Linked DNA regions of Mus musculus: regions 1 and 3 are each linked to region 2. A link is a loop called in an ENCODE intact Hi-C map of the cell type or tissue named here. Cell type or tissue: left cerebral cortex. All regions are shown on one strand. Each heading gives the region's core, and the rest is flanking DNA. Links, peaks and the distances in the headings are about the cores only.

The links. Hi-C counts contacts between places; a loop is a spot of excess contacts. Peaks named below come from ENCODE experiments on the same cell type or tissue, not always from the same donor. Only the 100,000 strongest peaks of a DNase experiment are listed, where the experiment ranks them.
Region 1: a loop joins it to region 2, with 4 times the contacts of the local background. A loop is called at or near these places in 33 of 42 quality-filtered maps.
Region 3: it touches region 2 in a loop (5-fold over the local background); 5 of 42 quality-filtered maps call a loop at or near these places.

Annotation. Positions count from the first base shown.
Region 1 is chr15:58,574,936-58,582,846 of GRCm38, reverse strand. It overlaps Fer1l6 (fer-1-like 6 (C. elegans)), which reads right to left. Exons shown (of 41, transcript NM_001370912.1): 15 at 7,498-7,598; 16 at 4,882-4,972; 17 at 864-983. Among named protein-coding and RNA genes, the nearest start is that of Gm36451, 18 kb to the left of the region's middle. In left cerebral cortex, for the core only: a CTCF peak has its summit at 4,509 (motif pointing right); DNase peaks (open chromatin) are centred at 4,548 and 4,827; H3K27ac peaks cover 294 bases.
Region 2 is chr15:58,467,508-58,475,418 of GRCm38, reverse strand. No RefSeq gene overlaps it. Among named protein-coding and RNA genes, the nearest start is that of Fer1l6, 39 kb to the left of the region's middle. In left cerebral cortex, for the core only: a CTCF peak has its summit at 2,921; a DNase peak (open chromatin) is centred at 2,763; H3K4me3 peaks cover 461 bases; H3K27ac peaks cover 618 bases.
Region 3 is chr15:58,820,147-58,828,057 of GRCm38, reverse strand. Tmem65 (transmembrane protein 65) reads left to right here and starts at 4,631. Exons shown (of 7, transcript NM_175212.4): 1 at 4,631-5,215. The coding sequence starts at 4,930. In left cerebral cortex, for the core only: a CTCF peak has its summit at 4,435; DNase peaks (open chromatin) are centred at 4,425, 5,083 and 5,540; H3K4me3 peaks cover 2,531 bases; H3K27ac peaks cover 1,832 bases.

The sequences.
Region 1 (7,911 bases), core at 2,252-6,251, 110 kb before region 2:
TTTAGAGAAATTTAGAAATTGAGCTATTCCGTAAGGAAATGCAGGTGTCCCTGTGGACTGTTTCGTTATTTTGCGTTTGAAATGTACTGAACCAATATAACCATCAAAATAGGAGGCAGAGCGCTTTTATCTGGAGGTGGATGCTCTGCGCTGCTCTCTCTCCCCTCTCATTTGGATTTGGTACTGAAAGGAGCATCCATCCCTTCTATCTGGTATGAAACCAAAGGTAATGGATAGTCTTCCAGGCACAGGGCTTGTTGGTGACAGACAGGAAGCCCCAATGCCTGCCTCGAACCTTCCATAGTCTCAATGAAATCCTCATGTCTACTGTTGAACATTACCAGTCTCGCTACTTAATAGACTTCCAGAGAACAAATAATATAGGAGAGAATCACCACACTCAAGAGCCAATGGAGCAGTAAACCCATGCGCCTCTCCAACACCATCCCCCACAAACGTGGTGGAGGAAGTCTGTCCACACCTGTAGGATTCAAGAAAGAATCCGTATTTGACAGAAGTGAGTATGATGCCTTTTAAAGATCATTTTTAGAAGACACCAGAAAACCTTCCTCACAACTATCCTTAAAATAGATACTGTTTAATCTTTATTGAACATGAGTTTAAATTCTCTTATGCTTGAAAACCCCTCGAGGTTCCCACCATCAACATGCTTGCTTGGACAGTTCTTGTGATAGGGGACATGCGTTTTACTCTGTTGAACACTCTGACTTTATGAGAAATCAACAATCTATATTTGGCTTGATTTTAAATTTTTCTCCTTCCATCCCCAAGCAAATGCTCGCCCTCTCTGGGAAACTTTCTTTCTTCTCTTCCCAATGAGCTTCGCCTGTAGCGTTGATTACCTCATCCACAAGAAAGTGGATTTTCTCCACAAAGTTCTGAGCTTCTCGGATCATCTCATCAAGAGAGAGCTTCTTCTTCTGTTGCCGAATGACCCCTTCAGCCTCGTCGGCCATTGCCTTCTAAAAAAGGACAAGAATTGTGGTGTAGATCTTTCCGGAAGTCTAGGCAACAGACCCTGCCTTGCGCTGGATCGTCCTGAGGTGTTTGCAAGTCCCACACTAAGGCACTACTCTCTGGACTGGCTTTGGGTCTGACATCGTGCACATTGACTATTGAACAGAAATGACAAAGGAGTTCGATTCACTCATCTCACCCTCTCTGGAAAGCTTTCTTCCCCATATCCTCAGTGAGCTTTGCCTGTAGAGTTGATTACCGAGTCCACAAGAAATCTACCACAGTAAAGACAGTAGGTACCATCTCTGCCTTGGTAGATAGATGAGATGTTTGAGACCTAGGAAGTGCAGAAGCGTGTCCAGACCATGTGACTATGAGACAGTCGCTGAACTAAGCTCCCTGGTGCTTAATAAGAACTCTAATAACAACAGCTAAGCTGTGTTGAGTTATTACTCTATGCCTGCAATTTTCTTTCATTACTCTTCGTAGTGACCTTCTGAGGTGGGTACCAAGATTTCCATTTTAAGGTGAAAAAAAAAAAAAAGCCACACAGCTCCTGGGCCCGATCTCCAGATCAGTCCAGAATGTATGTCCCTTTCTCAACTTAGAACTATGAAGGATGCTTCCAGCCAAAGGTGCCATCTGAGAAACATCTGCGTTAAATGCCAAACACCATCATTTTATAACCCAGACATGGTGGTACACCTCTGTAACTCCAGCACCTGGGAGGGAGGCCATCCTCAACTACATAAAGAAAGTTTGAGCTCAGCCTGGGCTACATGAGACCATGCCAAGAAAGGAAGGATTAGAGGATGTCCTTCCCAGTGAGGCATATGGGATGGGGAGGAAATCTGAGAGTAGGAGAGAGGACTAGTTAAAGCCAGATGTCAACTTTGAGATGCCTTCATGCTTCTGCCTTTGGGAGATGTGGGATCAGCCTTGTGTTAGGTATTGTAAGACATGGAGGGACATGGAGGAGGAGGGCACAGGGAGGGACAGAGGAAGGGAGGAAAGAAGCAAAGGCAATACTTACTTTTACTCATTCATTCCACCTATACTTACAGGATTTGTTTAAAAATAAAAACAGTCTTTACAGTACCTTCTAAGGCCCTGTGAGCTGGCTGTGCTTTTCTATCTGTCTCATAGCGTTCTCTCCTCTCCCACTGTGCCCCAGACTCATGGCTCCTCAAGAGATCCTGGGGCATGCCAAGGCTGCTCTACCCTAAGGCTATAACACACAGATCTTATTGCACAAATGTTCTTTCTAGACTTCATGTAGCTTCGGTTTAAACGTCGCCACGGAATTATAGGTTGTCAAATATTTTCCTGTTCTCTGTGGGTTTGGCGAGTTTCCCTTCATAATCACAACCTAAGATTATTTTTATGTCTGTGTCGTTTGCCTGCCTGCATTCTGTCTTCTCCTGTCCAATCTGCAGTTGGACAGGGGGTTCCTGCCTTGTCCTTATCCTGAACAACCATTGTGACATACGGTACCTCCTGGGCACACAGAGGGTAGTAAGTAAGTTCAGAATGAATAAGCAAGGCCATTTATGGATTCCTCAGGGACAAACACTAAGAACTTTCAGCTTTGTGTTCCTAGCACTTTGTCTGTGCCCAACATATAAGAAGCCTTCTGGTAATGCTGACCAAAAGAATGAATACCTGCTGTCTGCCAGGTACCGAGAACACAGCTGTACACTATGGTTCTTTTGACAGTTTTGTGAAATGAAAGCAATATATACAAATAAATGTATAAAGCCTCATGAGATCAGACACGGGGGAAGCCAAGCTTCCCGGAGGATCTCAATCTGACCTGACCCATATGGAATCCATCAGTCAGTAATTAAACAAATGACAGCCCTGACAGAGGGAGCAGTCACATGTGCAGATATACAAGCAGCAAGCGTCCAGCTGGTCAGAACACAATTCCAGAGTGAGGGCACACTGCAGGACAAGGCCACAATGCTAGGTCATACACTGTTTGCTCTGCATGCCGTGCAAAGGGAATCCAGACTTTATTAACATCGACAAACTTCAGTGATTTGCTAAGAACAAGTAATCACCTTGCATTTTGTTTTAAAAGCCATTTTGATTCTTGAATGGAAGATAAGCTAGAGGAAGTCTACTGCAAAGTCTATACCAGAGGTTCTCAGGGGCTCGAGTAGTGAAGTAAGTTCTGGAATGCTTAAGGGGGAGAATCAACAGGATCTAGGGTTGCACGGATGGTTTAAAATGAGGGATTAAAAAGTCACCATTGATCACAGGCTTGTGGTTGAATCAGTAAGTACAGCTGGGTATCCCAATACAGGAAGGAGAAGAAAGTTGGGAAAGGTGTAGATCGGTAGAAGATACTGAGTGGGAAGTGTTCCAAGACATCTGGTTTCCTTTAGGAGGCAAGAGATACTGCCCTAGAGACAAGAGACGTGAGACTAAGATGGTGACGTTTTATTGGCAACTCAATTAAATACCTTGGGCATTGATGAATCACAGCTTTGAGTAAGTACGTGGGGGGGTTTCTAAGGAGGAGAGAAGAGCTAAGCCTGAATGGCTGGGCTGGTCACTGTCATCTGCTGAGAAACCTAATCTGAATAAAAGGGAGGAAGCCCACCGAACATTGTCATCCTTCTCTCTGCTTCATGATCTATGAGATGGGAAGTGCCTCAGCTACACACTCCCTCAGCCATGCACACCACCACCCCTGTCCTGCCATGACTGAGCATTAACCTTTCAAAGCCCAGCCGGAATAAACCCTTTCACTGTGGTGAGAAGAGTAACAAATACAAGGCACTATAAAGACACTGATGTTGTGGACTTGGTCCAGCCAGAGTTGGTAGGCAAGAAGCAGGCAGAGCTCTGCCGAGAATATGCAATGGAGTCAAGGCATAGGCAGCATAGTCAACTAGAGGACCAGAGGGAGGACCAAGCAGGAAGACCTGGAGGATGATGGAAGCCAGCTTCCGTGAACATCCTAGGGGACAGGCAATAAATATTCTAGAAAGAAAGATGAAGGAAGGGTTTAGCTTTAGCCTCTGGACTTGGATTAGTTAGGGTTTTAAAAAAATTGATCTTTCTGAATCCTGATCATATCTTTTAATCCCCCTGACACAAGTCAAATATTAAGAGATTTCTATTAATAGAATTATCACAGCGTTGCCCAAATGTCCCTTGTGTGTTATTGGTGGGACTTTACAGTCAGATATTTCAGGGTCTGTCTGACTTGGGCTGGCATTTTTCAGCCATCACTCATTCCACAAGGACTGAGCATCTGTAAGGTATCTTTAAGCATCTACAAACACCGTGCTAGTAGGCAGGGCACAGAGGGGCATCAGTAGCCACCTGTCCTCCAGAAGTCTGGCAACCCTTAACCCGGATTTTCAGTGGGGAGAGAGGAGAAAATTGTTACTTCTTTTAGCTTCTTGTTTGTGGGACAGACATCAAGGTGAAAGAATCTAGCAGCCTAGCCTTGAAAGGAAAATGTGTGTGCATGGTTTATCTGCATGTGTAATGACGGCTGGGGCCAGAAGAGGGCAGCAAATCTTCCGGATCTGACAGTTGTGAGCCTCCATGTGCTAAGACTCAAACCCAGGTCCTCTGGAAGAGCATCTATTTTTCCTAAATGCCCAGCTTTAGCAAAGTGCAAATTTCGGAAGAAATCAACAAGGGCAGGGGACTCCATGTGAATAAGAAGTTGAGCTCCTGGACTTGTAGCTCATCACCATGAATCTCCAAGAGATGAGTTCCTAGCCAACACACATTCTCTTCCACTGCTGTTTCTACCTCACAGAAAAATATGTCCTTTAAACCTTGTCCTTGTCTGCCCTGCGACCTATGCGGCATCTGTGAGGTTTATTTTTAAATCACATGCTTTAGCTGTGTTCAAAATATAAATAGGTTTGCACATACCAGCTCTTGCCAGCAGAGCGTGAGTCGTTTCTTATCTAATGCAGTTTGGTTCAGCGTCTTTGGCTTCTTTTCTGCTTCAGAGATAAAAACTCTGAAAGAGAAGATCCGTTTTGCAGCTTGCTTAGTGAAAATCCATTTGTGTGATTCCAGAGATTTGGAGAAAAAAAAATCTACTCTCTGTCGCACAATGAAAAGTTGGTAGATCCACAAAACCCAGGTTTTTAAATTTAGGTTCAAACAATGGTGTGCTAATTGTTTCTAACTAAGAAAAAAATTGAAAATGATACCCAGGCCCTGCATTAGTTTGAGATTTTCGAATTCTACTTCATACAAACTCATTGTAACTGCTATCAAAGTTCACTACAAATTTGCATGAAATAATACAGTCTTACATATTTAAGACACACCAATGCTTTTCTGAAATGTTACATATAGAGCAGATCTTTTAGAATCAAGACTGAGATATGTCCCCACCTTCTTGAAGAGTAACATTTTTGGAGATGAAATTTCAAATGTGTTTAAAAAGGAAAATAACAATGGCTATGAATAAAATTCAAGAAGAAATATAAATGAACATATTATCTTTACTGATGATTTAAATGATATTACAATTAATGAGACTTCACTTATAAAAGTAATGTTATCCACAATTAGTGGTGGTAAGGGGGAGTATAGAAAGTGTGGGCTATTGTAGAAATAACTGGTTATTTATTGTTTACAAATACTTGATAGAACTGATGTATGTTTTAACACGTGCATAGTTGGATTAAAAAATTACGGTAGAGTTCTTGTCCTTTGGAAATAGTGGAATGATCTTTTAAGAATATATTTATAGAGTATTTGCCATGGTGTTAGAATAAATGGAATAATGAACTATTGTTTAAGATACATTATGATATATCCATGTGTGAAGTTGCCTGGGATATATTACAAATGTAGGAGCAACTGCTGGGCAAATATCTGCAGCCATTTGGAAGAAACGATGTATTTTATGAGTGTGTATGTAAGGATATGTGTCTGCAAAGGCAGGGAAAACTAGTCCAGGAGGAAAAATTTAACCTCTTTTCTCTGAAAGTAGGAATATACAGAAAACTGAAAATATATCCATAACAGGACTGTGAATATGGAATCTAGATGCACATATTATACAATAAGCGTGTGGTCCTTGTGTGGTGAAACAATTACAAAGGAAATTTACAAAGGAGAATCTAGGATGGGAGACTCCACCCAGGCTCTGCCTGGTACCTTTTGGAAACCTTGTCACACTCTCTTTGGGGATCCTCTTAAAACTGCATTTCCTGTTCCTTTTTATAAAGAGTAAGATGGTCATATTTTGCGTTGGGAGTACTCTTGTTGCATCCCTGTGATTACTAAAAGTACAGGGAATTCCATCCCACTCTCTGGGATGGACCAGCCCAAGTAGACATGTTAGCTGCCTAGAGTCTCTCCTATCACACAGAGACTAATGGAAATACATTTTTTCTGCATCAGAATTGGGGTGAGTGATGCAATGTTTGCCTTCATTCATTCCCACCTCACAGACCCAGCCTACCCTCTGGCTGTGGGCAGCCGGGTCACCTCTACATGATGAATGGCTTGCCCTTGTTGTAGAGGTGGTCTCAGAAGACCAACTGCTTGTCGAAGAAAGGTTCAAGCAGCGAGAATTCCAATCTGACCTCCCTCGGGCCCAGCCTGCTTTCTCAGACCCGAAGTTCCTGGCTAGAAAACTACCGTTTTGATGACGGACACATGCGGGTGTCCTTTCAGTTGACTGAAAACTTGAAGAAAAGGAGGGACAGTTAATTATCACCCTCAAGACCTCCCGGAATATGGAAGTTATTGAGCTGTTACTTGCTTGCCGATACTTTGCCACATGAGGTGTGAGATTATGACGCTTTTAAAAGGTGTTTCAAGGGAATTGTCACTGGCCCTTGGTTCACATCAGGACTCATGCTTAATATTGCTTTGTGCTGAAAAGATGTAAGCAGATGAAGATAGCACAAGTGACATATTTATTTCTTTGCTTACATGCATATATATATAAATACATGCATATGTATATATACATACATATATACATGCATACATACACACACATGTATATGTGTATGTGTATATGTATATGTATATATGTATATATGTACACACATGTAGCAGAATATTGGGTATTCCTACTGCCTGTCTACTGGGTTTTACCTTTGATATAATTTAATCTCCACTCACTTTTTAGTAAGTCTATTTTAGCAAATTCTTATTTTTGCTTGTCTTGACTGAGTTAGTTTCAGGATGGTCCAAGTTGCTCCCATGGGGGCAAGCTGCCTCCAAAGGCCCCAGAGAGCCCTACCTTCCATTTATCCTGCTACAGGATCCCCTTGCTGTTAATGTGACTTGGTGTTAATGCTATGAGGATTTTTTCCCCCTTGTTCCATGTGTATCTGAGCAGTGGGTGTGTCCCGTTTTGGCTTCCCCCTCCCCTTGGCTTCTTAGTTGTTTTAAGAGTGTTGCTAACTGATAGAGCACTGTGACGAGCTCATCCGATGCACATGAGCGTAGCTGATTTCTCAAGGTCACTAAAAGCTGAGTTCCTCGGAGCGCATCTCTGATGACGTCACCCACCTGCTTTGCGTGATGAAGTCACGGAGTGCAGTCTTCATCTTCTCTTCTGGCGCCTCCTGGGAAACCTTGACCAGTTCCCTCACTTCTTCTATGCCTTCTTCCTGAAGACAAACCACAGAGCCATGGGACTTGTATAGACACCATTGATTGTCACATCCCAGAAACAACAGCTGGCTATCTTAGTCTCTGTGGTTTTGGAGACCGGAAGTGCCCCTTTACCTTGGTGAACTTGGCCTGGAAACACAGCTGCGGCGTTCCCACTTTGATCCCTCCTTTCCGTAGGACCAGATGCGCATCCTCACCCACATTACTCGCAGTCATTGTGCCCCAGATCCGTTCCTATCTACCTAAGCATCATTTTTTGTCACTCACCTTGAGGAAAACCTAATATTGTGAGAAATATTTCATAATCTT
Region 2 (7,911 bases), core at 1,323-5,322:
CACTGAAAACCATGGCGCATCCTTGCCTTGGGCTGTGACCTAAACCCTGATGTGAGATTGTCACCCTATATATGTCCTATATATGTCCCCACACAACCTGCTTCCCCTCCTAAAAGAAACCCACATTCTGTCACTCTTGCCGAGTTTTAGAATTTAAAATTTTAAACTTTTAATATTTTATTCTTTTTTTTTTTTATTATATGTAAGTACACTGTAGCTGTCTTCCGACACTCCAGAAGAGAGAGTCAGATCTCATTACAGGTGGTTGTGAGCCACCATGTGGTTGCTGGGATTTGAACTCCGGACCTTCGGAAGAGCAGTCGGGTGCTCTTACCCACTGAGCCATCTCACCAGCCCTTAATATTTTATTTATTGGATTATTATTTGCTTGTCTGTTTTCATGACAAGGTCTCATTGTGTAGCTTTGGTTGTCCTGGAACTCGCTTCTGGGTTAGGGATGGGTTGTATTCATTTCTCCTTTCAGCTCTAGAACCCCATGGTCAGACCCCTGCAGGCCCTGTGCATGCTGCCTCAGTCTCTGCAAGTTCATGTGTGCCAGCCCTGTTGAGTCTAGAAGGCCTTGATTCCTTGGTATCTCCCATGCTTTCTAGTTCTTGAATTCATCTGCCTCCTTTTCCTGAAGAGTTCCCTAAGCCCTGAGGGAGAGATTAGAGCTGAGTGTCCCAAGGTCTCTCACCCTCTGCATATTGTCTGGCTGTGGGTCTCTGCGTTTGTTCCCATCTCTATGTAACAAGAGGAATCTTCTCTGATGATGGCTGAGCGAGGCACGGATCTAGTATAGCAGAGTGTTCTAGGGAATCATTTTATCGCTACATTCCTTTAGCAGAGCAGTAGTATTTGGTTGCCCCCTAGGTCCTTGGGATATCTAGCCTCAGGTTCTTGGCTACTCGAGCAGATGGGTTCCAATCTCATGGAGTGGGCCATTGGTTGGTTACTCCCATAAGCTTTGTGCCACTGTTGCATTAGTGTGTCTTGCGGGCAGGTCATTCTTGTAGATTAAACAATTTGTAGCTGGCTTAGGGTTTATGCTTCTCCTTTAGGGGCAGGCACAGTGCCTTCCAGTACCATGAACACCAGTCTATAGGGCTGGAAGCTCTAGGTAGGCACCACTTCAACATCCCCATGACTGACAGGCTGTGTAGGTGTTGTCTTCAGCAACAGAGCCCTACTGCATATATATGAAGAGCTTCCAATAGTCTTGACAATAGCCTGGGTCCTTTGGGGGTTCCCATGGGACTCCTTGGCCAATAGGTCCATTTACATGTAACCCACTCCTGGTAGTGTGAGCTTCATTTAGCAACGAGAGATGTCCAGTTAGGGCTCTGTTTTTCCTGTTAATTGTTGATTTCATTTAAATCATCTTCATATATGTACATTAGAGGACACTTGTACTGTATTAGGTTTCCATATCACTCCTCAGATGGCCCTTGGTTGTAACTGATCCTCCCTCATATTCCTTCCCTAGCCACCCACCCCCCCAATTCTCTCCCACTCCTGATTTGATCCTCTCATTCTAGTTCCCTCATTTTATACATCCAAAATCATATATGCTCTTATACGGTTTAGGCCCCCCGTCTAAGGATTGTACTGCCTACAGTGGTCTGGATCTTTGCCCATCAATCTAAAGTCAAAAAAAAAAAAAAAAAAGCTACATATCCATGGCTACCGGTCAAGCCAATGGAAGCAATTCTGCAAGTGAAGTCCCCTACACCCAGGTGTGTCAACAGAATCTAACTGTGACATCCACAGACACAATATGATGTGGACAGTTCTTCACTAGGGCTCTCTTTCAAAGTGACCCTATGTTGTGCCCAATTTACAATTAAAACTAGCCATCGCAGCTGCAGTAGATAATTGTGTGAAGGTTTTGTGTGAGCGTAACCTTTCATTTCCCCAGAATAAACGCCCAGGGCTGCCAGTGCTGGGTCACAGGTTAACCGTGTCTTTAGTTTTGGCAAACTCACCTTTCCAAAGTGGCTGTCCTAAATTTCTACCAGTAACATTGGAATGGTTGTTTTTCGTCCTTTCCAGCATTTAGCGTTGTCTCTAATTTTGTTTGTGAGCGTTCTAAAAAGTGTGTAGTGCCCTTTCCTAATGGGTTTCATTTGTGCTTCCTAAACGGCCAGTTGTGTTGAATGTGTTTCCACAAAGGCGCTGCATAAATGTGGAACGGAGGATGGCTGCTCAGTTGGACCTGAGATAGTGAATGTTTGGCAAGCTCTGCCAGGTTTTCTGAGCCTCCGGCTGATGATGGGGGTTTGGGACCAAATGAATGCACAGAGGCTGCCACACACTGGAAGGTTAATTGTCCCTTTCCTGCCATTGCTAGCCCTCCCCACTTCAAAAGCAATGTCTTCTACTCAAGACTGATTGGCACCATGATTGACTGGTGAGTTGGTGCCTGGTGTTGTTAATTCTAGCTAGAAAATGGCTGTAATTTTAGGTTTGGGAACATTCTGATTTACATAGCTAAAAAAGAAATCTCTTTCTTGTTTTCATTTTTAAGCTTCGTTTATATAAGGAAGCAGCTGATGGGTGTTACATTGTCAAGCAGACAGGCTACTGTTTACTGCAAAAAGCCTGCAAGACATTGAACGGGACAGTGTCCAAGGTGATTTCATGCATTCTGTCACTGCGAGAACTAAAGATGGAGACATTTTTCAATGGTACCAAAGGTTAAGCCTCCTTTGGCTGCAACCTCAAAGCACCCGGCTTTCATGTTACTCCTCTCTTCCTTCGGAAAAGTTCTGCACACCCAGCTGATTAATGGTTTCTGCAAAGCCTTTGTTGAAGTGGGGAAACTGCAAGCTTTGCAAGATTGCTGTCCAGGGCTAGAGACCGGAACTAGGATAGGGCTCAGAGGCCCCCTAGAGGCTGCTGCAGACAACAGACACACGACTCCATTAACACACAACACACAGGGATGGGCTCTGGGTTCTGGACTGAAGGGGGATTTCTCTTGGCAGCTTTATGCTTCTGTGTCTTTCGAGTTATCTGCAATTACTTTTACAATCCTAAAAGATATTTGGGTTTTTTTTTTGTTAATTCTGCTCATTTTGCTCAATTTACTAGGATATAATGTGGTTCTAAAAACAAAACAAAACAAACAAACAAACAAAAACCAAACCTGCTGCCCTTTGTACTGACTAGAGGTTGACACATAAGCACCCAAAGCTACTACTCCTAGCATTTGGGAATGGGAAATACAGAAAGGAATCTGGTTTTCTAATGAAATGTGGCAAAGCACCCAGTAAAGGGAAATACCTCCCATAACGTAGTCCTGATGTTCAAAGTGACTATTGGAGACACAGCTTTTGAGGAGGTAGATAATCACAGTTAGACCAAAGTGACGGGGTGATGTCCCTCCTTAGCAGAGGAGGAAGCAGATTCTCATCTGTCATATATGTACCATATATCTATAGATAGACAGATTATCTATCATCTACCCATCAATTATCTATCTATCATCTATATATCCATCATATATCTATCTAGATCATCTATCATGTCTATCTGTCTGGATACCATCCATCCATTATCTATCTTTTATCTTTATCTGTCATCTACTATCTTTCTACCACCTATTACTTATCTACCATCTATAATACATCTATCTACTGATCTATCACCCATTTATCTATTATCTAACTTTCATTTATCTATCAATCATCTAATATACCTATTTACCTATATTGCCTATCTATCTATCCTCTATCTAACTATCTATCCTCTATCTATCTCTATCTCTATCTATCTATCTATCATCTATCTATCTATCTATCTCTATGTCTATCTCAACAGTCCTGTGCAGATGTAGTAATAACATAGCCCTCTATAAGCCAGGAAGAGAGCCAGTCTCATCACCATGTTGTTTAGGCTATGAAGTCTGAGCTCTTTTGTTATGACAGCACTAACAGACTAATACACATACTGTATCCACTACCTTCACCCCAGCACCCACAGCTACTTAGAATTTTTTGTATCCAAATCATCATTTACTCTCATTTTGTCACCTTAGTAATTGTTCCAATGTCACCAAGTCCTCACTGGTCAGTGGCTTTGTGAAGTCAAACAGGTCCTCCAATAGCACTCCTCACCAACTTCCTGTAGGCATCCATTCATTCACCCGTGAGTGTGAAACATCTACTATGTGCCAGGCAGGATTTGTGCTTACATTCCATAATAACGTCTCATTGAACGTGTGGTGTTCAATTGAACTGAAGCCAAGGCTGCACCTGCCGTGGTGACCCACTTCCTCACAGTGCTGTCTCATCATAGGTCTTCCGTGTGCTCTTCCCTTCTCTAAGCTGTCCTTCCTACTCCCACCTCAAGCTTTCGTGAGCTCACAGCTTGGCACACTCAAGCTGTGTCCGTATCCCTTCTCAATGGAGAAGACGCTGAGATTCTTGATGTTAATATAGATGGGATTTTTGCTCTTATGCGATTTACTTAATGTTTGTCTTACGATGATGTTCCTGAAACACGTGGACATGGAATCCTCGTGCCGACAATCCTCCGACAGTTTTTCAACCAACATATTAAATGGATACCAGCAGCTCTGTAAAACCATAAAATCCTCTTCCGCAGCATTTATTTCCTGTGCCAGGCAACGGTGCTGTGCAGGGAATGCACTGCTGCTCGCTCCAGAGGGGGCCCTGCCCGCCATTCGGGAGGTCGTTCGGTTTTGCATACAGTTCGCTTTCCCCCCATTTATCATGAGCAGATTCCACAGACGCTTCCTGCAGAGACTGGAGCCCAGATGACCTGCGGCCACCCGAGGACATCATCCTGAGTTCGCTGGGCTTCTGTCCCCAGCCCAATTGCACTCTCAAAGTAAAAGAGCCGTAGTTGATGTCAGCAGGCTTACCGCTGAAGTTATGTTCCTAGAGATGGTTGTAAAACAAAGGCAGCTGGATATAAATTTTTAGATTGGCACTAAAGCAAAAACAAAAGCAGCGTCGCTTCTCATTTTTCACGAACCTCGACAGTATGTCCACGTCCGTATGGGGACATCATAGCTCACACTGAAAGACACTCTCTGTTAGCCACCCAAAGCCCCAAGTCACCGTCTAAATTCTGTTTTCTTAAGAAAGCTCTTCAAAGAATGATATTGCTTGGGCTGGCTTGTTGCTTGGACAGGAGAAGCGGGGACCACATGATCCAAGGGTGGTGATAAAAGTACAAATAGTGATGAACCCAAGCAGTGACACCGACAGAGCCAGTTTGAAGTGTGGAAGAACTGTAGCATAATTAAGAATGAGCCCTTGACCATGTGGCCTCCAAGTTCGGCTCTCCCTTCCTGTGGTCTCAGTGATCTTTGCAATGCTTTGGAGACTATGCTGTCCTCCGTTTTTGCTACTTGGGTTAGCTAGGTTTGCCTCTACTCTTTGTAGATGTAAAAAAAATCCAAATAGATTCATAACATCAATCCCCCAAATTCTCCATATCAACAGGCACAGAAAGCCTCAGGGGCGGAAAGTGAAATGAGGCGACCTGGACATTAGACAGCACAGGTAAACTGAGGTCGGGGCTCACAAACAGGTCCTGGCCGTGTGAGGTTCAGAACCATACTCTTGGCACATCCACCTCACCAAACAGCTATCCAAGAAACAGGTGAACAGTGAGAAGGGTTCCCTTCCACATCCTTGCTGTCAACCCAATGTCAATCATGACTCGGGGACACACATTAATGTATAACACAAACACCTCTATTGTTGTATGGAACAATGTTTTTGCACATACTAAAGCATTCTTTCTACCTATCTACATTGTGGTAGTCTGAATAAGAATGGTCCCCATAGACTCATATTTGAATCCTTTGTCAACAGAGAGAGTGGCACTATTAGAAGATGTGACCTTGTTGGAGAAAGTATATCATGGGGTGAGCTTTGAGGTTTCCCATGCTCAAGCCAGGCCCAGTGTCTCACTTTCTTCCTGCTGCCTTTGGATGATCCAGACGTAGAACCCTCTGCTCCTTCTCCAGCACCACATCTGTCTGCACACCTCCATGCTTTGCACCATGAAGATAATGGACTAAACCTTTAAACTGAAGCAAGCTCCAATGAAATATTTCCATTTATAAGAGTTGCTATGGTCATGGTGTCTCTTCACAGTGGTAGAACCCTAGGATACACAACATGGAATAAGCTCCTTGTCAGTCACCCTATGCCATTCTGAAAACCAACTGCATGGATCAAGGTAGCCATTTGGTAAGAGGAGAAACAGTCAAGTATCAGATTAAAGTTCTTTGCCCAAGGTTACATGATGAATCAGTTAGGATAGGATATGGAATACATTGCAAACAAACATCAAAAGTTGGTAGCTAAGGAAACAAAGGGTCCTCCCTCATGTCACTTACATCCATCCATCCATCATCCATCCATCCATCCACCCATCATCCACCTTTCATCCATCCACCCATCCACCCATCATCCATCCATCATCCATCTATCTATCATCCATCCACTCATCATCCATCCATCATCCACCCATCATCCATCCATCATCCATCTATCCATCATCCATCCACTCATCATCCATCCATCATCCACCCATCATCCATCCATCATCCATCTATCCATCATCCATCCATTTATCATCCATCCATCATCCATCCATCATCCATCCATCATCCATCTATCCATCATCCATCCACCCATCCACCCATCATGCATCCATCATGCATCCATCATCCATCTATCCATCATACATACATCCATCTATCATCCATCCATCCACCCATCATCCATCCATCATCCATCTATCCATCACCCATCCATCACAGGTTGGCAGGGACTGCAGTCCACAGTGGCCATACCAGGGGACATAGGATGATGATGTCATCATCAGTGAAAGTGACAGAGGTCAGGTGGTGAGAAAACTGCACTGGCACTAGGAGACTGTGCCCTGGAAATAAGGTCTTCACTGGTATCTACATCCTACGGGATGAAGCAAACCATGGGTCAAGTCTGACCTCAGGGAGGTGGGAAGAACACCAGACCATGCATCAGAAAGAGGAATGATGCTGAGATGCCTAGAAGGAGTGGCAGGGAGGAGCTGGGGTGCATACAACCAAGATGCATTGTTTTCATAGATGAAATTGTCAATGAATAAATAATAAAAGATAGTCTATCTTAAAACAAAGAAAGGGATAAATGGGGTGTCAGTGGACACTGATGGAGTCACCACCCAGGTTGTGCTTGCTCAAGGATGCTCACTCTCTCCTTCTTTCCCTCCCCTCCCCTCTTCTGTCTCTCCTTTCTAACTCTATACCTATCTCAACCTCTCTCCCTCTCCTTCCCTCTGCATTTCTCTATGTCAATTAACCCTTTGATAACCAAAGAGGTAGAAAGAGAAACGCAAGCTCAATCCCTGGTCCTCCACTCCACTCTCACGTGGAAATCTGTACAACTACATGGCTTGTCTTTAAACATTGCTCAAAATGCCAACCATCACACAAACGTTGGTTCCACCATGGCTTAGTTTTCAACACCAGTCTCTCAGGGGTGTTCTGCATAAATCATTATAAGATGAATTCCCCCCAGACACACTGAGTCCTCTTAAGTCAGTTTTGCTTTGAAGAAGTTCACTGATTTGGATGTTCACTGGATCTTTCAAATGGATGATGGCTGCTTTGAGTGCATTCAGTTTGCTTGATTACATTTCCCAAGCAAAATGCAGTCACCTGACAAAATCTTTACAGGGTAGTTCTATTTGGGAGGAAAACAAAATTTTAACCAATAACAAAAATAATCAAGTAGTTAAGGATATATAAGACAACAGACACCTGGACCCAGACAGCTCACACGGACCTCATGGTGTTCCTACAGGGAAGTCATTTTCTTTAGCTCTCCAGGCAGACATATTTGCAGGCAGATTGTATTTGGGGAC
Region 3 (7,911 bases), core at 2,252-6,251, 350 kb before region 2:
CATTCCTTTTGAACTTCTTGGTATTTAAAGTTTACTCATTTTCTTTCGTTTTTTTTTTTTTTTAATTTTATAAAAAACAACATTTAATTGAGGCTGGTTTACAGGTTCAGAGGTTCAGTCCATTATCATCACGGAGGGGAACATGGCAGCATATAGGCAGGCATGGTGCAGGAGGAGCTGAGAGTGCTACATCTTCATCTGAAGGCTGCTAGAAGAATACTGACTTCCAGGCAGTGAGGCTAGGGTGAGGGTCCTAAGATCACGCCCACAGTGACACACCTACTCCAACAAGGCCACACCTATTCCAACAAAGCCGCACCTCCAAATAGTGCCACTTCCTGGGCCAAGCACAAACAAACTATCAAAGCGGCTCTTCCTATCTTATTTCACCCAGAAGTTTACTCGTGTACAAGACACTTCTCATGCAAACCATTCTTTTAATCTAGTTTAACATTTACCCATTTATTCTAGGTGCAACCTGCCTCATAAGTGTCTTGCTTATGCATCTATTTTTTCCTACTATTATACATACAAAAGGCAATACAGTAAGTCCTCAAACAAGCAAGTGCATATTAGATCCGGTTTGTAGTGTCTCTCTTATCAGCTAAGGCAAATCACATGGCTAAGCCTAGAGTTAATATGCTGAACTACACAAAGCCAGAAGATAACAACAGTTTAATTCATTGGGAGTGAGTATTGACAATCTACTACTTTTATTTTAAGGAGAGGGTCTTGTAATGGATATTTTTGGTTGCCAACTTGACTATATCTGGAATGAACTACCATCCAGAATTGGAAGGCACACCTGTGATCCAGATCTTGAGGCCAGGAGACATAAGTTTCTGGCCTGGATCTTGACATGGAGATCTTGAGGCATAGTGGCTATGAGTCCCAGGAGACTAAGGCAAGGAGATCTCTAAGTTCAAGGTCAGCCTGGGACAAAACAAGTCTCAGATCTAGTCGTGGTGGTACACATCTTCTGCTGGAGACCTACATAAGGACATAGGAAGAAGAGACGACTAGGACCTGGTTTACTGATGGCTCTGCATGATATGAAGGCACCACCCAGAAGTGGACAGCTGCAGCATTACAACCCCTTTCTGGGACAACCTGGAAAGATACAGGTGAAGGAAAATCTTCACAGTGGGCAGAACTTCAGGCAGTATACATGGCATTACAGTTTGTTTAGAAGAAGAAAAGGGCAGATGTAGGACTGTTCACTGACTCATGGGCTGTAGCCAGTGGATTGTCTGGATGGTCATGGTGTCTGTTCACAGCAGTAAAACCCTAACAAGTTGGTGCCAGGGACTGGGGTATTGCTGTGATAGGCCTGACCATGCTTTTGTTTGAAAGAATGTGGATTTTGGGGCTTTGGAATTGGAAAGCAATGGAATGCTTTAACTGGGGCTTAATGGGTCATGCTAGTAGGAATATGAAAGACTTTGTTGCTGAGAGTGATTTGAATTGTGCAGACCTGGCCCAAGAGGTTTCAGTGGAGAAGAATTTCAGTACACAGCCTGGAGACTGTTATTGTTTTGTTTTGGTGTGGTATTTTGAACATTCAATGCAAGTTTTATAACGGACAACATTTAATTTGGGCTGGATTACAGGTTCAGAGGTTCAGTCTATTATTATTAAGGCAGGAACATGGCAGCATCTAGGCAGGCATGGTGTAGGAGGAGCTGAGAGTTCTACATCTTTATCTGAAGGCCACTAGGAGAAGACTGGCTTTTAGGCAGCTAGGACTACGGTATTAAAGCCCACACCCACAGTGACACACCTACTCCAACAGGGCCACACCCACTACAACAGGGACACACTTTCTACTAGTGTTACTGCCTAGGTTGAGCATATACAAACCATCACAGGTCTTTTTTTTTCTTTTTTAATTTTTTGAGACAGGGTTTCTCTGTGTATCCCAGGCTGTCCTGGAACTCACTCTGTAGACCAGGCTGGCCTCGAACTTAGAAGTCCACGTGCCTCTGCCTCCCAAGTGCTGGGATTAAAGACACGTGCCACCACTTCCTGCCACCATCACAGGTCTTACGTAGCTCACATTGGCCTTGAAGATGCTATGTAGCTAAAGCTGGCTTAGAACTCCTTGATCTTCCTGCCTCTGCCTTCCAAGTGCTGGGATTACAATTGTGCATCACCATGCCCTGCTTAACAATGTACTATTAACACATTTAGGCAATGACTTATAAGTGTATCCATCGGGTTCTGAGAGAAACGGAACCGTGTGTGTGTGTGTGTGTGTGTGTGTGTGTGTGTGTTCCAACAATGGCATCTGTATGCTGCAAAGGTGGAGAACCCAGAAGCCACTCAGTACTGTAGAGGGCACCGGTAATCACAGATAAGCACTGGAGAAAGTAGGAATGTTAATCACACAGCGTTGTCTCCTCAGTGGAGAAAATGTATATGTTTTCCACCAAGAAGGCTGAGAATGTATGTTGTTAATAGCCTGGAGATCTTTGCTATCTATAGGGCTATCCTAGATTCTTTCTCCCTAGACCTCTCTTTGTTTCTCAGTCAATAGAACCCATCCTTAGAGGAGGTGTCATGTGCACTTCATAACCTGGTAACCTTTGTTCTATCTGTATGACCAAAAGCACACCAGATCCTAGGCCCTTAAGCTAAACAGCCCATCTTCATGGTCGAGGTCACATGAACTTTACACATTAGTTTCAGTGTAGCTTTAAGCTTTATTGTGCAGGTGGGATTGGGATAATTGTTACCAAGAAACTTTTCCAAAATTGTACTTTATTTAAATAAGTCTAAAATAAACTGGTCTGGTGTCAGACTCCAGAAGTCTGAATCAGCACCAGCTGACTGCTGGCTGAGCTGAGGCTCTGGTAGTTCATTTCCCTGCTGCTGTAGAGCTTGCAGGACCCTCCCCCCCCCCCCCCCCCCCGCTCCCACAACACACACACACACACTGTACATGAAGCTGGATTTGGCCACAGTCCAAATCTGGTGCTTGGGACTTGGAAGAGTCCTGAAGGGTTTCTGGTTGTCATTCCAGCTCAGAAGGCTGTAGAAGGGAACAGTGGTGTCAGTGGAGGGCAGCAGTAGGAACAAAGGTGGACACGTTCTCTGGTAAGAATTGAAGGCAGTGTAAAGAAGCAATATGGGAATTTCAGAGTTTCGAGGAGTCCTCTTCTTCTCTAGGCCACCCGGCAGAAGGTGCCACCCACTCTAGGGGAGGGTCTCCCCCCCCCCCCCAGTTAGCCTCCCCCCCCCCGTCCCCCCTCCCGTTCACTCTTGAGGACATTAATTTTAACTGAAGGGTTTATAAAAGTACAGCTGATTGGACTCTCCGACATACTTTAAATCATCTCTGGATTACTTATAATAACCAATACAGTGTAGGTGCACGGAAATAGTTGTTACACTGTTCCATTAACGGAATAATGAGAAAGTCTGCAGATACATCTTTTTTTTCCAAGTACTTTTGGTCTGAGGTTCATTGCATTTGCAAGTTCAAAACCACAGCTGTGGGACTGGCTGTGCTGTCTTACGTGCTTATAGCACATTCACTTCATGCAAGGTTCTGAGCTGCAGCAGTGGTTACGATAAGGAGGGGATTTGGATCTTGATTACACTTGAGTAGATTTATCGTCTAAGCAGATTTATTTTTCTAAGATAGGGTGCCTAAGTGTCCTCAGATAGGTTCAGATAAAGCAGTGATCTTCCTTACAAAGAAGGGAACGTTTCATGAAGGAGGTGACATTTGACCCTGGCCTTGCAAATATCTAGGATCTGGGCAAGAGGGATGAGTCTCTCCTCCGCGTGGCACCAAAAGAGGGACATAAATCCCCAGAGACCATTCGATAAAGGTTTATGACATTCTCGCCCTGGCTCCAGAGTTGACAATCTCCAAGTAAACAGCTGTCGGGTCAGGGAAGAGTATTCTCCTCCCCAAATCTTAAGTCTCAGCCTCACACCCTCCTCTTTTTGGGACGGGTTGAGCCGGCCCTGCCGCCTTCCCCAGGGTGCTGCCAGAGAGGGCGTTTCAGCGCCGCACTGTCTGGCCTCGGTGGGCACTCTCTGGCTTGGCGAAGGGTGCGGCTCTTTGTGCTTCATGTCCCGCAGGCCTGGGCTGGGTGCGGTGACCCCACGAGGCTCTTATCCATCCGGCTGCTCCTCCAGGGCCGTCCGAACTCCAGATTTAGGACGGTGCTTCGGAGAGCAGTGCGGGAGCTGCACCACCCCGCCGGGCATCCAGCCCTGAACTCTATTTTGCTGCTCTCTGCCGTGCATTTAACACAGGCGGATGCCGTCTGACGGGGTAAGCACCCCTTCCTTTCCTTGCCACGCAAAGGAGTGGGTGGAGACTCCAGGATGAGCTCCCTCCCAAGCGGCTATGCGCCTGCGTGGCCCCGCCCAGTCCCCGCCCAGTCCCTGCCGCCCCGCCCTCCTATCCCGGGCTCCGCCGCTAGGGGTGGCGGCTGCGGCTCGGGCCTGATTGTCACGGCGCGGTTGCTTTGAGGGCGCAGCAGCCCTACCGAGTGAGGCCGGCGTGAGGCCAGAGGGTGGGAAAGCGGTCGGCGGCGGAGGGCGGCGCCGGAGGAGGGCGGCGCGCGGTGACTCATCCCTCTGGAAGATCAGACACGCTCGCCGAGCTCGCCCGCGCCGCCGCTCCTCATCCGGGAGGCGCCCGCCCGCCCGCACCGCCCGCCCGCTCCGAGCTCCCGGCCCGGCCGCGGCGCAGAAAGTTTTCCCGGGCTCACGGCCTGCGGGAAGCGGAGCGGGCACGGCTGGGAGGCGGTCGCCGCGCGGGCCCGCCGAGTGCATGGTGTCGGGCGCCCGGGCCGCGCGTCAGGAGGACCCGGGGCGGGGCCGGGCTGAGCCCAGCTCCTGAGCCTCTGTCCAGCTGCGCCCCGAAGCCGTCTTCCCTTGGGACCGCTGCGGGGGTCGCGCTCCAGCGCCATGTCCCGGCTGCTGCCGCTGCTGGGGAGCCGGACGGCGCGCAGCCTGAGGCCCGGCCCTGCCGCCGCGCCCCGCCTGCCGTCCTGGTGCTGCTGCGGCCGGGGACTGCTGGCGCTCGGGGTTCCCGGCGGTCCCCGGCTTCTGGGCACACACCCCAAGAAGGAGCCCATGGAGGCGCTGAACACGGCGCAGGGCGCGCGCGACTTCATCTACAGCCTGCACTCCACGGAGAGGAGCTGCTTGCTCAAAGAGCTGCACCGCTTCGAGTCCATTGCCATCGCACAAGGTAAGCGGGTGGGGCCGCCTGGGAAGACCTACTTCTCAGACCCCTGTCGCCTCCCCACACTCTGCCCCGCTCCTGGCACGGCCGAAAGGGGAAACTTTCCACCTTCCGAGTGTCCCCAAGACAGGACACGAGCGGATCGTGCCAGGTAGTTAGGGCCGAGCTTGGCTGGTGCCTCCCTGGCCGTGGAATTTCGGAGCTTCATCCTGAAATGTCAGCTGCCTCTCAGGGTTGTGTTTTGGTTTGTCCTGTGCCTCCTCTCTCCAGCCCTCCATTCCCTAAGCCTTTGGTGTCTTCCTGAGACCGTGTACCCATGCAGGTGGCATGCCCTGCCTGGTCTAAGAAAGTGCCAGGAACTGGGCAGGCAGCCGGAAACTTTCTTGAAGGTGTGTGGATGTCCCCTCCCAAGATGCTCTTGGTTTGTTATATTGCTTCTCACATTTGGTTGTGAAATGGCCCAAGGAAAGATTGTATCGAGCCAGCAACTGAGTGTGTACTGGAAGTCTGGAGATTCAAATTGAACTCCAGAGTTTGTTTCCTTGGAGTTTGAAAGAATGAAGTGAGTTTTTGGGTGGTTGGGGCTAAGAAATCTGTGACTTGAAAATGAAAAGCACACTTCTACTTAAAAATAATTGGGAAAGGATGAAAGGAAAGCTATTTTTAAACAGACACGTTAAGATAGGATATTTTTAAAACAAGTGCGGAATGTGGTAGGTCAGAATTTGAGTGTATGTGAAAAGGCATTGAAAAGATGCAAAGACTACAATGGATTCAGTCTTTAAAGTTTTTTTTTTCTTGCTATGTAAATTCTGTTGTATACACAAAAACACAGCTACTCTTTATGTGACATTTGGATGTGTTAGGAAGTTTTTAAATAGTTGAAGTTGGTAATATAAAGTATTATGTAAACATTCTGTAAGTTCTGAAGTATAGAACACTTCAGCACTGATTCGGAACGTGGCTTTCAGGCATCTTGAAAGGTTGCATTTGGCCTGTGCACGGGAGGAAAGCAAGCTCTTGCCTGATATTAGATTACCTTTACAACTTAAGAGACTTTTTATTGGTTGTATCCTTTACTACTCTGATTTTTTTTTTCTCCCCAGTTTAGGGGATTGTGAGCCACTATAAAGTAATGGATAATTTCAGGCATTGCTTACCCACAACACTTTTTCAGGAAAATGCAGTATTCCAATCAATTCAGTTAGTAAATCACAACATTACAGAAAATCATAACCGAAAACTAGCATACCTTTAGTCTATGTGTGGCTTAAAAAGACTCAAATTCTGAAAAAGTTCTCTTTGAAAACAATATAGACAGGCGTATCTTAGAAAGTCAGTTTGTGTCGCTCAGGTGAGGCTGTAAACGTCATTTTCCCTTTTCTAAAGCGAGGTCTTGGAAATTCTACATTGTCAACATGGTATAAGATTGGAGGATCCTTTGAATATAATTTTATAGCAGTTATTGAAATGCACGTTTTACAATATCAATACCTGACTTGCTAAATTTTATCTATTTTGCACATACCAGCAGGGTATTGGGTAGGAGTGTTAGATTTTCTAATGAAGACAGTGTTTTAAAATCTAAGATGGTTTTAGCTATCCTTGGAAGGACCTAAAACCTCAAGTCCATGGAGGTCATTAGCATCAATAAAACTTAAGGATCTAAATTATTTGAGGAAGCCGTTGGTCATTTAAATGTATTTGTTCAGGAAAAAACAAAGAGAGGTAAATCTATAGGAAACAATTTGGCGGTTTAATGTCTCCCCTTTATAAGCTAAAACACTTCAAAGTTTGGACATCTGTCTTTCTTTGTTGATGCTTCTGGCTAGCTTCCGAGTCAGTGACACTTAGAGGTGCTGCTGCGTCAGTTTTTAGCGTGCCTTGGTGCCCACTTAAGTTTTATTCCCAATCACGTAGTTAAGGGGATAACTAGACTTGCTTAGTATATTACCTTGTTCACCAATTACATAAGGTAAAAGGACCTCACTGCCCTGGGAATTCTTGTCCCTCATACATACTATTCTAAAATCAGTGGGTTTCTTGGTTTGTTTTAAATGAAAACCTCTCATGTTTTCTTTACCCTTTTCAGCATTCTTGTTTTTCTTCTTCTTCTAATACTTTCATCACTTATTTGTGTGTGAGCATGCTACTGCATGCTTGTAGAAGTTAGAGAACAACATATGGGGGTTGTCTGGTTTTTCCTGCCAACACACTGGATCCAGATCATCAAACTCAGGCCCTTAGGCTTGGCGACAAGTGCCTCACTAGCAGGCCATGTCATCCATCTTAATTCTGTAAACTACCAACTAAAGCACTAAATGTAGAGTACTAGCTATACTTTCTAATGACATATTGTCCCTGGGCAAGGGCTGGTTCTTACTATAGGAAGCCTGTGTGTCCTTGGAAAGGTGCTTAAGGTTATCCTGGGAAGCATTCAGGCTTTGATAAAACATTACAGAAAGGAAAAAAAAATCATCTCTGCTTTGAAATGGGTCATAAGATCTGCTGAAATGTGGCACTCAGTTCTTATCTTTCTCATGTGTCTATCAGCAGGCCTGTGGTAGAATTTGTGACAAGATATCACTCTAGAATCAGTTTATATCAGATGAGGCAGACCTTGTGGGATATCTTATCTGAGTGAATTGGGTTGTTTCGGTTTTAAAATTACAAACTGATTTTTCCTTTCCAATCTGAAGGCA